4 separate regions of the Homo sapiens genome follow, and all the other regions are linked to region 4. The links are chromatin contacts, found by Hi-C or POLR2A ChIA-PET in ENCODE. All regions are on one chromosome and are shown on one strand. The core of a region is the stretch at or near the end of the contact, and the rest is flanking DNA. Distances in the headings are between cores, read along the strand shown.

The links. Hi-C counts contacts between places; a loop is a spot of excess contacts on that map. ChIA-PET counts read pairs that join two places held with the same protein, here RNA polymerase II (POLR2A). Pooled maps may share reads with other maps.
Region 1: a loop to region 4 is called in a pooled map, with 2.9 times the contacts of the local background. The contact joins the promoter of NHSL1-AS1 here to the enhancer-like site in region 4. A Hi-C loop is called at or near these places in 4 of 50 pooled maps. POLR2A ChIA-PET finds 5 or more read pairs at or near these places in 2 of 52 experiments (GM12878 and MCF 10A).
Region 2: a pooled map shows a loop between it and region 4 (4-fold over the local background). The contact joins two enhancer-like sites. A Hi-C loop is called at or near these places in 4 of 50 pooled maps. POLR2A ChIA-PET finds 5 or more read pairs at or near these places in 3 of 52 experiments (HCT116, WTC11 and activated CD4-positive, alpha-beta T cell).
Region 3: a loop to region 4 is called in a map with no recorded cell type, with 10 times the contacts of the local background. The contact joins two enhancer-like sites. A Hi-C loop is called at or near these places in 15 of 37 single-sample maps with no recorded cell type and 10 of 50 pooled maps.

What each region holds. Positions count from the first base shown.
Region 1 is chr6:138,690,387-138,693,442 of GRCh38, reverse strand. It overlaps NHSL1-AS1 (NHSL1 antisense RNA 1), which reads right to left and starts at 1,775. Exons shown (of 4, transcript NR_033896.1): 1 at 1,475-1,775. It overlaps LOC124900217 (collagen alpha-1(III) chain), which reads right to left and starts at 717. Exons shown (of 2, transcript XM_047419637.1): 1 at 1-717. The coding sequence starts at 680. It also overlaps a transcript of NHSL1 not described here. RefSeq lists silencers at 1-68, 109-168, 649-998, 1,009-1,058 and an enhancer at 1,181-2,380.
Region 2 is chr6:138,653,573-138,656,655 of GRCh38, reverse strand. It overlaps a transcript of NHSL1 not described here. Among named protein-coding and RNA genes, the nearest start is that of NHSL1-AS1, 37 kb to the left of the region's middle. Within about 2 kb of position 1,800, at least 3 of the 41 ENCODE cell types and tissues checked have a DNase peak (open chromatin) inside an H3K27ac peak, as active enhancers do.
Region 3 is chr6:138,591,391-138,594,609 of GRCh38, reverse strand. It overlaps a transcript of NHSL1 not described here. Among named protein-coding and RNA genes, the nearest start is that of NHSL1, 94 kb to the right of the region's middle. RefSeq lists enhancers at 1,006-1,075, 1,104-1,398, 2,384-2,884, 2,885-3,219. Within about 2 kb of position 1,254, at least 22 of the 41 ENCODE cell types and tissues checked have a DNase peak (open chromatin) inside an H3K27ac peak, as active enhancers do.
Region 4 is chr6:138,454,278-138,457,458 of GRCh38, reverse strand. The region is part of intron 3 of NHSL1 (NHS like 1); the gene reads left to right. Among named protein-coding and RNA genes, the nearest start is that of MIR3145, 21 kb to the right of the region's middle. Within about 2 kb of position 1,623, at least 11 of the 41 ENCODE cell types and tissues checked have a DNase peak (open chromatin) inside an H3K27ac peak, as active enhancers do.

The DNA.
Region 1 (3,056 bases), core at 526-3,025, 240 kb before region 4:
CGAGGGCTCTGCCCCACCGCCCGGGGGCTGCCAAGGGGAGTTGGGGCGGCGACGTGGGCGTCCCGGGACTGTGCGCCCGCACCCGCCCCGACAGGGTGCGCTGAGGCGCCGGGGCCGCCACTGGCTGCGGGCGCTGGGCGCGGCAGCCGCGGGAGCCGCAGGTGGTTCCCGGGCCGGCCCTTTTCTCCTCCCCCTTTCCTTTCTTTCGCCTCCCCTCCCTCTCGCCCGGTGTCGGCGGCACTTCCCTCGCTTCCTCCTCCCTCTCCAATCCGGAGGGAGGGAAGGAGCAGCCGGCGCTTTCCTGCCCGCCTGCAAACTTCAGCGGGACTCGCGGCTCCCCTCGCCGCCGCGGCCGCCGCCGCCCAGAGCTGCCCCTGGAACTTCCTCTCGCCGCGCGGCCCGCGAAGCCCTGCGGGTGGAGGAACGCCGCCGGGCGCCAGGCAGCCACGGCTCGGACCCCATTCCTGCCCCGCGCCGCCCGGGTGCCCGCTCGCCCGCGCGCCCGTCCGTCCGTCCGTCCTTCCTGCCCGCCCGGCCTCTCCCCTGCGGGCAGGGGCCGCCAGGCTTCCCTCGGCGCCCCGCCGCTGCCCGGGACTTCCTTTGTGTTGGATGCAGGCTGGCGCCCCGCGCCGACGGGAGGCAGACTGAGGGATCCCGCGCCGCCGGCCCGCCCCCGCCATGCCCTTCCACCAGAGGACCCTGGAGCCCGCGCGGCTGCGCCGGCCCGAGGCGGCGGGGGCCGGGGCTGCGGGCGCGCCACTCTTCCGCTCGCTGGAGCAGGTCAGCTCGCATGCCCTGGGCTGCCTGCTGGCGCAGCTGGCCGACCTGTCGCGCTGCGCCGGGGACATCTTCGGCGAGCTCGAGGGCCAGGCGGCCGCGCTGGGCCACCGCACCGCCGCGCTGCACCGCCGCCTCGACGCCCTGCAAGCCGCCGCTGCGCGCCTGGACCACCGCCGAGTGAAAATCCGTGAGTGGCCGGCGGGCCGGGGGAGGGGAACCGGCGGGGGAGGCACCCGGAGAGCTGCTCCCGCCCGCCCCCTGGCGGCCCTGGGTCGGCGCGGGGGCCGCGGAGCCCCGCGATGTCGGGGTCTCCAGTGGGGACTGCCGGACCCCAGCGGGAGGCTGGGCAGGTGGCAGGGGCGCAGAGCGCTCTGTGACTTTCGGACTCCTGGAGGGTCTTGGCTACCTCGAGAGAGTGGGCGCGGAGGGTGGGAATTGGACAGTCCCCTTGTCTGCTCCTTCTGTCTGTCTGTGTCTGTCTGTTTGGGAGACCCCGGGGCGCTGTAGACAGAGGAGAGCCAAGTTCGTGGGAAAACTGTCACAGGCAGGTAGCCTGTTGGAAAAGCCAGGGGAGAATATAAATTTGGGCATATAGTAGTTACAGTTTTGGAGACTTCAGGACGATCCGTTTGTAAAACCCTGGGGATCTCGGCGAGCGTTGGGGCTGCTTGCCACCTCTCTTCCCGCCGCCTACCTGTGTTCTTACCGACAAGCAAAACTATGCAGACTTTAAGGGTTTTCCCATTTGGCGCAGAATTTTCTTTCTTCTCCCAGACTGACCCACCAGCTCTTTGTGATTCAGAAGACGTTGACCTTGAGTTCAGGCTCTGAATCCCATTCATCTTTGTCCGGCTTCCTCCAACCCTGAAAGTCAAGTCTATGTCCTGATATAGTGATCTCTCCGGTGATCCATTTCATTTCAGCAGCTTAACTGGCTCCGGTGAATGAAGCAACTGGAATTTCCTGCTGGCCCAAAGCAGAGAAACTTTCAGTGTGATGTCTCTGTGGTTTCTCCCTTTTAAGTACGTGAACTTGGTCATAATCCTAAGTGTAAAGAATAAATTGGAGATGGTTGATGGATTGCTGGGTGGGAGGGGAGATGTTGATGTAACACACGCCTAGATTTCAGCAGCTCTGGATGAAATAGTTTTTTCTCCTAGAATCACTTCATATGCAATCTCGAATAGCTCGTTTTCCAGCTAGCTAGAAAAACTTAGCTATATTTTAACTACCTTACAGCCTAAGAGTTCAAAATTTTCAATTATTTAATTTCAGTGAGATTGCTTGCTATAATACATCTTTCTCCAAGTTGTATAATTAATTCGTGGCAGTTTTACATTTTTGCGTTCATCTCTTTGATTGTGCCGTCAACACATTCATATGAATTGTGGACAGTTCCCAACCTGGGAGAGCGTCCCCCTCCAAGAAAAAAAAATCAGTGGGGAGGAATCAAAGTGATCTCATAAGGTTGTTGACATAATCAGAATATATCTACTTAATGTGAGTGATGACTTCATGCATATGGTAGGATACACTGTCCTAGTAGGATGTCATGGTCTATGCGGCAATCACGAGTTGCTTCTATGCGTTTTCTGTCTAGGGTGTAGGTACGTGGGAGAACCAGAATTTTACCCTTGACAAAGAATGTGATGAGGGAGATCTGATTGATAGGTGAACTGATCTATTGTGGGAATTAAAAAACAAGAGGAAACTCCCTGAAGGTCAAGAACTCCTTCCTTTACTAGTTTGGTTTTACATTTAAATGTATCACTTTTCTCTGTTCTTTAGTACATATGCCCCAATAGGCTACTGTCCATAGCCAGAAATCCCCCAAATTCTCCATATTAACTAAGGTTGTTCTAATTACAGTAACTGAAATAACTCTTTTCAAAACTTTTCACAAGTTTGTTTGAATCTTAAGTGGTTGTGATTTCATACCTGTCTTCCAGGCTGGAGTGCTGTGGTGCAATCTCAGCTCACTGCACCCTCCGCCTCCTGGGTTCAAGCAATCCTCCTGCCTCAGCCTCTAGAGTACCTGGGATTACAGGCGCCCGCCACCACGCCCGGCTAATTTTTGTATTTTTAGTAGAGACAGGGTTTCGCCATGTTTGTCAGGCTGGTCTTTAACTCCCAACCTCAGGCGATCCACCTGCCTCGACCTCCCAAAGTGCTGGGATTACAGGTGTGAGCTACCACACGTGGCCCCATTTTTTTTTTTTTAATAATCATGCAAGAAGGCTTTTTATTGAATATAATTATGCCTGAGTATAAATGTA
Region 2 (3,083 bases), core at 551-3,050, 200 kb before region 4:
GTTTTAATTACTCATTTCCATGTTTATCAGCTGCAGTAATCCAATCTCATTTATAGAAGATTTAAACCTGATGTATTATCGCTTGAATCTGTCTTCACTATCCTCCACCCTGTAAAATACACATGCACATTTCAGCTCACAGGTGCTGATCTTCTGCAGTTTGAACTGGATTTCCATGCTGACTGTACTCATGCATAATTGGGCAAATCACACAAATGCATTGCTCTGAGAGGGCCGCATGATTTACAGCCAAAACAACATCTTAGGAAGTTTCCCATACCGAGGCACCTGAAAAATCAACACAGATTTTGTTCTGTTGAAAAACCAGATTTTATAAAATTGGAGTTAATGCATTTTTAATTCTTATTTTATTGAGCTTTTCTGTAATTTTGTAAAAGAAACTCGTAAGTTTTCAGAAAAGTTTTATAAGCAAATTATCAGAGGTCTTGGGTGACATTAGAAACACAGTGCCAAAGATTCATGTTTGTAAAGATACCAGAAGAAGTCATTCCTTTCATCGAGGACCGGTGCTTAAGCATTTTAGATCCACAGTTTGTGTCTTTGTCACATGGGTTTCTCCTCAGAGTCACGAGTTGCCTGCGGCATGTCCAGGACCCATTGAAGGCAGAAAGAAGAGGAAAGAGGGAGGGCTTTCTCTGACTGAGGTTTTTTGGGGGAGGTAAGCTCTTTCTGGTGACTTCTGCTTTCATCACATCGGAACTGTGTATGTCAACTTCCAGCTGCCTTGGTGGGGGTCTTGTGTTTTTATCAGGGCACACGGCTGCCCTAGAGAGTAATTGGTGTTGTATTAATACAAAAAGAGAGGGCAATGGGTACTGGATTGGCACAACAGTATATGCCATGTTATGCTTTTATTATTTTGTTGATTTTATTTGGATATAATCCTTTTGAAATAATTGCTCCCATCAAAGTGGTAGTACTTCATGTGGCTTTGCTGAAATTTTTTTTTAGTTTCAAAGTTATGAAAATAAACTTAATACTCATTGTATTAGCAAGTAAAGGACAATTGTAATTTTGTTTTCAACTATTGCTGTTGAATGTGATCCATTTTTCTCTGACTCATCTTAGTGTTGTAAACTAGTTAAAAGTCATGCCAAGTTAGGTGTCTATTTCACGGATTTTTAAAACATCATTCCACAGCTTCTTATGAAGCAGCTACTTTTCTAGGGAGAATGGACAGCAAGAGATCAGTGGATGGGAATGATAAGAAATATCCTCTGACCTCAAAGAGCTTCTAATCTGCTGGGTCAAGCGGGAGAGCGGTTGGTAACTATAGTGAAAGGAAGCATGAAACACAAGCTGGATATGGAGGTTAAAGGAAACATTTCTACAAGTCCTGCGGGAAGAGGGTGACAGGACATAAAACAGAGGTAGTGTTATTGTTTAATTTCCATATTTTTAATTGTATTTTTATGAAACTCAATTAGTGTATTACAGAACTTGTCACTTTAGTGAGGAAGGAAAAGGGACTTTATGAGTCAAGGATGTCATTAGAACATGTTAATTCCTCTTAGTTTCTTTCCCTCCTTGTTTTAGAGCTCTGCCAACTCCCAGTGCTTCAAATAGCCACTTTCAGTGGGTGAATATGTTATGGATTTTAGTTTCCCCAAATAAAATATTGTAACCTAATCAAATTATCCACCAGTATGGAAATAAATTCTTAAAAATCAAAGCTTATAGAGCAGACACTGTCAACCTCTTTTCACACATCCTCTGACTCATATCATTCATGTGCACACCCCTTAGAGCGTGGGTGGTTTCTTTTCACATAATTAGAATCATACTGTATGTATTGTTCTGCAACTGGCTTTTCCCCACCTCGTAACAGCTTTTAAAAATTCTTTTCTCCTCAGTATACATGGAATAGTGTTTTTTTTGTTTTGTTTTGTTTTGTTTTTCAGTCAAGGCTGGTACCACCCTTACCTGGGGATTTAAAAAACAAAATATGTGGGAGCATTTTATGGAGGAATCGTTGGCCCAGAATACTAATAGCATCTCATTGAGAAACAATGATATGTGTACTGAAAAGAAATTGAATTTGTCACATAAAAAAAAAGAATGATATGGAAATACCTGCTGTTCTTAGTATTTCTTTAAAAAAATTAAAATAATTTAAAAAATATGATTGTACCTTAAGTATTTTCTTATCAATGGCCAGTGTCTTTACACATCTATTGGTTTGCATGTACAAGAACATAGCACAAACTAGAAGAATTGCTGGGTCAAAGGATATGCATGTTCAAAATTTAATGATGCTCTCGAATCACTCTCCAAAAAGGCTGTACAAAATTGCAGTCCTAATAACAGCATACACATTTTCCCACATCCTTTTCAACACTTGATAGTATCAGTTAATTTTTTTTGCAAGCATATTAAGAAAAAATAAAGTCTTGTTTAAATTTCCATTTTCCTGTCCAAAAAAAGTCTGCAACAGAGTACTTTCAGTTTAATGATAAATGACTAATTTACTCTTAGATATGCAGTTAGTGCTCGTCTGCTCTGGATTCTCTGCTGCCTATTTCATGTTTCAAAAACAGACTCATTTACAAATCAGTCACCTCTTTGGAGTGTCTTTTTAGTCCCATCTGCACAGGGTGTCACACTGATCCTCATTGGCAGGAGTAAATTTTATGAAGAACTATGAATTGGTATTTGCATAGAGGGAGCTGTATTTTCCAAACTGTGGTTGCTACTGCATCACTGGGTTGGTGAAATCAAATTAGGGACAATGAGCAATGTAAACAAAGAAATAGAATATAAAATATTGGAGCGTATCATACAGTAAGGGTAAGACATGTTTCGTGAAACATTTCATATGTATTTGTGTTTTGAATATGGGTTTCTGTGTACATATATATGCATATATCATATGTATACTGCGTGGTGATGTGAAATATCTCTGAGCTATGGAATGCTGGTATGGAGAATCTCAGCTTTAAACATTTATTCAAGGCACAGTTTATTTCTGCCCTGCCTGAGGCAACAGTTTCATACTTGATTGTGGCATTTCACAAAATAAGTTGCCAATCATAACAATACTTTGTGAAAGGTTAAAGACTAAG
Region 3 (3,219 bases), core at 5-2,504, 140 kb before region 4:
GGATCGTATTGTATTTTGTAGATTTGGCAATGGGCCCATACATCTGTGGAGTGAAAAGCTCCCTAGGTGATTCTGATGTACAGCCATGGTCAAAAAACATTGAAATAGACAAGTGCATGAAGATCAAAGAGTTGAGGGAAAACACTCAACGATGTCACGTCAGTCCCCAAGAACAGGTACAGGGGCTGTTTTTGCTTAGAGCCGGGGAGGAGTTGCAGAAGCCCCGCGAAATTGGCAGTCCTATTGGCAGTAAATTAAGCTCTCAAGGATTGAGTTCTACGTAGCTTCATTCTCCCAAATGACTGAATAGATACTCCCACCTTGTCCTGAAATAGTTGTGAATGAGAGTCTAACTGTTCTTTGCTACTGAATACCAAAAATACTAGTACTTTAGCCAAACCCTTTCTCTGTTGCTTAGAAGCTGCTGAATCAGTGTAGTGCATTTCTCCTATTTTATCCACATCCCCCAACCACATAATTAATGTGATCAAAATAAACTGACCCCCACCACATCCCTGGAAATTTACAGCAACATTAGCATGTCAAAGGCTGGGAAAGTCCTGTAGTGAACAAGACAAAAAACCTTTTAAAAACTTTGTTTGCCCTAAGCTTATTTGCATAGGAAGATACTTTTTGCTCCTATACCTACAACTGAACAGTTTTTCCTTAACACCAGTTTGGGAAAAACTGCCCAAGTCACTTTTTGATTCAGCAGTTTTCTTAGAGTTAATTTCTGACAGCTGAACCTCTCTTTAAAATCCTCTTTGAAGTTGGACTGAATTAACAAATGGAAGGCTTGGCAAAGCAGTTTACTAATTCATAACTCTATCCCTCAGCTTTCTTTGTGTTGCTAAATACTATAATCTTTGACCCGAAAGGAAGAATACTGCTAACAAGTAAATATTTAAAAGGTCCCATGAAATATAATGTGCATGAGTTTGTGCCTGGGGAGACCGTCTACTGGAAGAAAGAAATGACTCACTTTTCATCTCCTAATGAAAGTGAGTTTGTTGTTTTACAGTAGGTTGAAAGGAAGTATTTTGAGTGCTAAGGGCTAGATTTCCTTTTATTTTTAAGTTTAGTTAGCCGTTGGCCTCACTGATTTGAGAATTGCATGTTAAGTCATAATTCCTAAGTGCGTCAGCACTCTCTCTCTGTATGAGTGAATTAGCATGATTGTGAATGAATGAACTCTGTGCTACCAAAGCCCAGCATTTGGAACAGTGAGAGGAAACGGAAACGTGACTCACTGATGTACTTGAAGACTATGAACGGGGAATCACGAACTTCAGAGCCAGACCTGAAGCATGGGAGAGTGGGCAGAGCCTGGACTGGGGCAAGGACAACGGGATTCTAGTCCTAGCAGTGCTCCTGACTGCCTCCGTGTCAGTGCTGGAATCACAGAACCCGTCTACCTCCTGTGATTAATAGGACATGTGAATTATTTGTCACTCGGATCCTTTACAGTTTCAGGATTCAATAAGTCTTTGAATTCTACTGATTCTCTGGTTTGTGTGGAAGTGGGTGTGTATGTTTTAATGGCTTTCAGATGGGATTCATCCAGGCTCCATTAAATCAACTTTATTTTTAATTTTGAAGTGAACTGCCATGACAGAGTTTGGCTAGGAAAGTCCATAACAGAAAATGAGGAAGCAAGTAAACTGATTTATAAGGCTGTGGGCAACTGACTTCCTGTGGCTGTGGCATTTGGTATATAGAATGATATATATGTGATGCTTTTGGAGAAAGGTTAATTATTGTCTACAGGCAAAATTTTTGCTCCATCACAATTGCTTTTAAAAAGCTGAAATAGCAGCTCCTAGCCACCCTGTTTCATATGTCTTACGATATTTAGAAAATATTTAGACCAGCCCACTAAAATATATCCACACACCTTTTTCCTTAAGGGCAATTACCTGCATACTTGTCAGTTTTCACTCTTTAGTTCTGGATATGTAGGGGTTTTTTTTGTTGTTGTTTTTTGTTTTTTGTTGTTTTTTGTTTTTTTGTGCGACAGTCTCGCTCTGTCGCCCAAGCTGGAGTGCAGTGGAGCAATCTTGGCTCACTGCAGCCTCCACCTCCTGGGTTCAAGTGATTCTCATGCCTCAGCCTGAGACTGTAGTAGCTGGGATTACGGGCGCCTGCCACCACCCCAGCCAATTTTTGTATTTTTAGTAGAGACGGGGTTTCCCCATGCTGGCCAGGCTGGTCTCAAACTCCTGGCCTCAAGTGATCCACCCGCCTCAGCCTCCCAAAGTGCTGGGATTATAGGTGTGAGCTACCGTGCCTGGCCTATATAGTTTTTACACAGTCATTTTTGCATATGAAGAATCTTGTGTTCTATTTTCATTCAGTTGTTTTCTTTCATGCAGGCTAAATTGACCTTGAGATGTGGGTGTGGGACCTATTAGAAATTACCTGTGCAATCTTGAAAAGTGATAATATGGGTATTTAATATTGTGTTTTGGGGAGCAGGAAACTGTAGTTTTCTTGAGGGTGATAATTAAATTCTCTTTAGTTTGATTATAGCTATGAGAATGCATTTATTGTCATGGAATAATTGAGCAAAAAACCCAAAAAACATTTTCAAATGGGAACTTTCAAAGTTACAGTCGTCTCCCTTTATCCATGAGGGATAGGTTCCAAAACCCTCGGTGGATGCCTGAAACCATGGATCCTATGGAACCCTAGATACATTATGTTTTTCCAATCTGATAACCGAGTAGTCTGTTCAGTAACTCAGGAGAGTGTGTGTCCACAGCATGGATCCGCTGCACAGAAGGATGATCCACGTGCACGTGCAGGGCTGGACAGAGCAGGACGGTGGGAGATTTCATCACGCGACTTAGAACCGCGCTCAATTGAAAACTTATGAATTAGCTGGGCAGGGTGGCTCACACCTGTAATCCCAGCATGTTGGGAGGCTGAGGCAGGCAGATCACTTGAGCCCAGGAGTTTAAGACCAGCCTGGGAAACACAGGGAGATAGCTCTACCAGAAAACAAACAAACAACAACAACAAAAAAATCAGCCAGGCATGGGGGCGTGTACTTGTGGTCTCAGCCACTCAAGAGGCTGAGGTGGGAGGATTGCTTGAGCTCTAGAGGTGGAGGCTGCAGTGAGCTGTGATCAACACACCACTGCACTCCAGCCTGGACAACATTGTGAGACTCCATCTCAAATAATAAAAGAAAAAAAGAGAAAACTTATGAATTGTTGA
Region 4 (3,181 bases), core at 374-2,873:
TTCTGGTTATTTACTCTGGCTAATTGTTCTAGAATAATTATCTTCATTATCCTAATGTGAAACACCAAGTAGGACTCTATGTGTTATGTTATGAAGAAAGATGTTTTGCTAACGAGATCCACACATATCTTTGATGTTCAAAGTGGGAATATAGTGTAGCAAGAAGAAAATTGTTGAAAATATTTCCAATTGTATATGTTATGCATATCATCTAAACATAAACATGATGCATTGAAAAAAATACTGTTGGCAAAGCAATTTAGAAATTCCAGAAAATAAGCCAGGCATGGTAGTGTGTGCCTGTAATCCCAGCACTTTGGGAGGCTGAGGCAGGCGGATCCCTTGAAGTCAGGAGTTCCAGACTAGCCTGGCCAACATGGTGAAACCCTGTCTCTACTGAAAATATAAAAATTAGCCAGGCGTGGTGGCATGCACCTGTAGTCCCAGCTACTCAGGCTGAGGCAGGAGAATTGCTTGAATCTGGGAGGTGGAGGTTGCAGTGAGCTGAGATCGCACCACTCCACTCCAGCCTGGGCGGCAGAGTAAGTGAGACTCCATCTCCAAAAAAAAAAAAAGAAAGAAAGAAATTCCAGAAAATACCTTTTCATTCAACTCTGAAATCAAAGAGTACACCATTGCTTTGTGTACTGTTTTTGACTTTTTTCTCTTTTCAGTTTTCAGCATATGCCAAGTACTGCCAAAGAGGTTCTTGCATTTGAAGGCAGGTCAGTTATCAGTGCGAAAATACTTACTGTGAGTCGATAGGGAATTTTTCCACCTGCCATTATCGGAAGTTATATTTGATGATACGTTCACTGAATCTGGGAAACCTTCACAGAATCCCCATTGTCTTAGCAGAAAGGATATCAATCATGAGTTATGCAATCTCTTGTGTAAAATTCACCCCTAAAGAGATGTATTAGATCTAGATTTTTGGCAGTAAACAGTTGGCTTTAATAGTCGTGACAGAAATCGAAATTTCCCTGTTTCCTGTTATTCTTTGAACTGGCATGTCAGCTTCTGTTTTAGGCTTTGTTGATAAGAAATATTTAAATCAAAGGAAGACTTTGAAGAAAAGGCAGTAACCTTGCTGCCATACCTGTAAACACAGGAGGCTTATTTAACATGATGCTTGAGAGCGTAGGTTTGGGGCAGCTTTTCCACCTGTCAGAGCTCAGTGGCCTTGGATAAGTTGCTTTCGTCTGTGAGGTTCAGGTTCCTCAACTGTAAAGAGATAAAAACCACATGTTCCGGTTTGCTTAGAACAGCCCTGGTTTACAGCTGTTATTCTGTGTAATTATTAATTGCACCCCCTTTCACTCTCAGAGGTGTTCTGGTTTCGATAAAATTACATAGTTACCCTAACCTACCTTGGAGAGTTGGTGTGAGGTTGAAGTAAATTAATGTTTGTGAAACCCTTAGCACAGTGCCTGGCACAGACTAGATGCTCAGATGATGATGATAAGTATTGTTAAGCTGATTGGTATTTCAAACCACGCTTCAAAGAAAATGATTCAATAGACAATGTCTGTTTTTATAAAAATTTGGCCACTCTCCCAATCATCTCGTCTTTTGTTCCACCCACATAGAATTTCCTGCCCAAGGCAATAAATTTGAGAGGTTTCAGCAGCTACTGACGAATTTCTGATTGTCATGGCTTTACAGGTTATCTAGGTGTGGCACTACCAGTGTTTATGCTATTGCTAGCTTGTTCATCGGGGTACACGTTAGGATATAGAACTTTTTCACAAATTAGATCTTATTTTCCACAAACAGCCCCATGAAACAGATTATTTTAATAGCTATTACTATTATTTTAATCTGGAAATGGAGACTCAGAAATATGAAATGGCTTTCTCAAGATCACATAGCTCGAAAGCACCAGGAAGCATGCGAAGGCGGGGCTCCTTGCAGGGAGCATGTGAAGGCGGGGCTCCTTGCAGGGAGCATGTGAAGGCGGGGCTCCTTGCAGGGAGCATGTGAAGGCGGGGCTCCTTGCAGCTCATTTCTTTTCATCGCACCATGCTGGTTAAGCAAAAGGGCAAGATTACTCAGTTACCTCAATTCCTCCTCATTATGCCCAATTTTGTCATCTCTTATTCCTCTTTGACTTGTCTGGTATGCTTCACTCAATTTTTTTTTCCCCCAAAAAAGTTTTTAAGTGCTACTTGGTCTCAGTATATGGATCCCATTCTTGGCCTAGGGCAGCTTACAGTCGAGAAGTGATTACTCCATGTCCAATCATGTGTTACTGGGTCTCTGTGAGTAATTTCAGGAAACTGTAGAAACACAAATGAGTCAATGCTCACTGCTCTGCAGTTATGGCACCTTCTTATTCCATGCCATTGCAGACAAAAATGAGAAAATTGGGGTCTGTCATTCCCACGCCTTTTTGCCTGCAAACCAGTGAGAATGTCTCCAATGACCCATTCCAGTTTCTCTTGCTGTTTCCATCCCACTACTCTATAATCAGGGTCTGTTTATACCTGCCTTCTCTTCTAGATTAATGGACAGCATCCCTATCTTGTTGATCTCTGTGTTTCCAGTATGATGCCAAGCACTTGGCACATGGAAAGGCTCAGGCGCCAGGGACTGTGCTCAGTGCTGTATGTGAATATATTCAGTATTTATTGCAACCATGCAAAGTAGCTTTGATTATGCCCATATCATGGATGAGAAAACTGTATCTTGGAGAGATTAGATCACTTGCCTAAGATCACATAGTTTTTAAATACTGAAACAAGATCTTTCTTTATTAAAACGCCTTTTATTGAAGTATAACTTACATAAAATAATCTATACATATTTAAAGTATACAACTTAATAAATTTTGACATATGTATACACACAGGAGACCATTACCATAATCAAGAGAGTGAACACATCTATCACCCCTAAAAGCAAAACCAGGATTTAAACCTAGACTTACGACTCTAGAGCTCATGTTTTTCCCCCAGTAATGACTGTATGGGGAGTAGAGCCTTTGCCACAGTCCTTTCCTCCTAACCATTCTCATTCTCTTATGGGGAGTTTTGCATTGTTGAGATAATACAAAGAGCATCTTTTACAACCCAATTGTCCATCAATAAAAAATGTGAATAAATTAGTACTGGAGTGGAATGTATACCCCAGTGAAATGAATGAATTACAGTTTCACACAACTACATGGATGTGTCTTAGA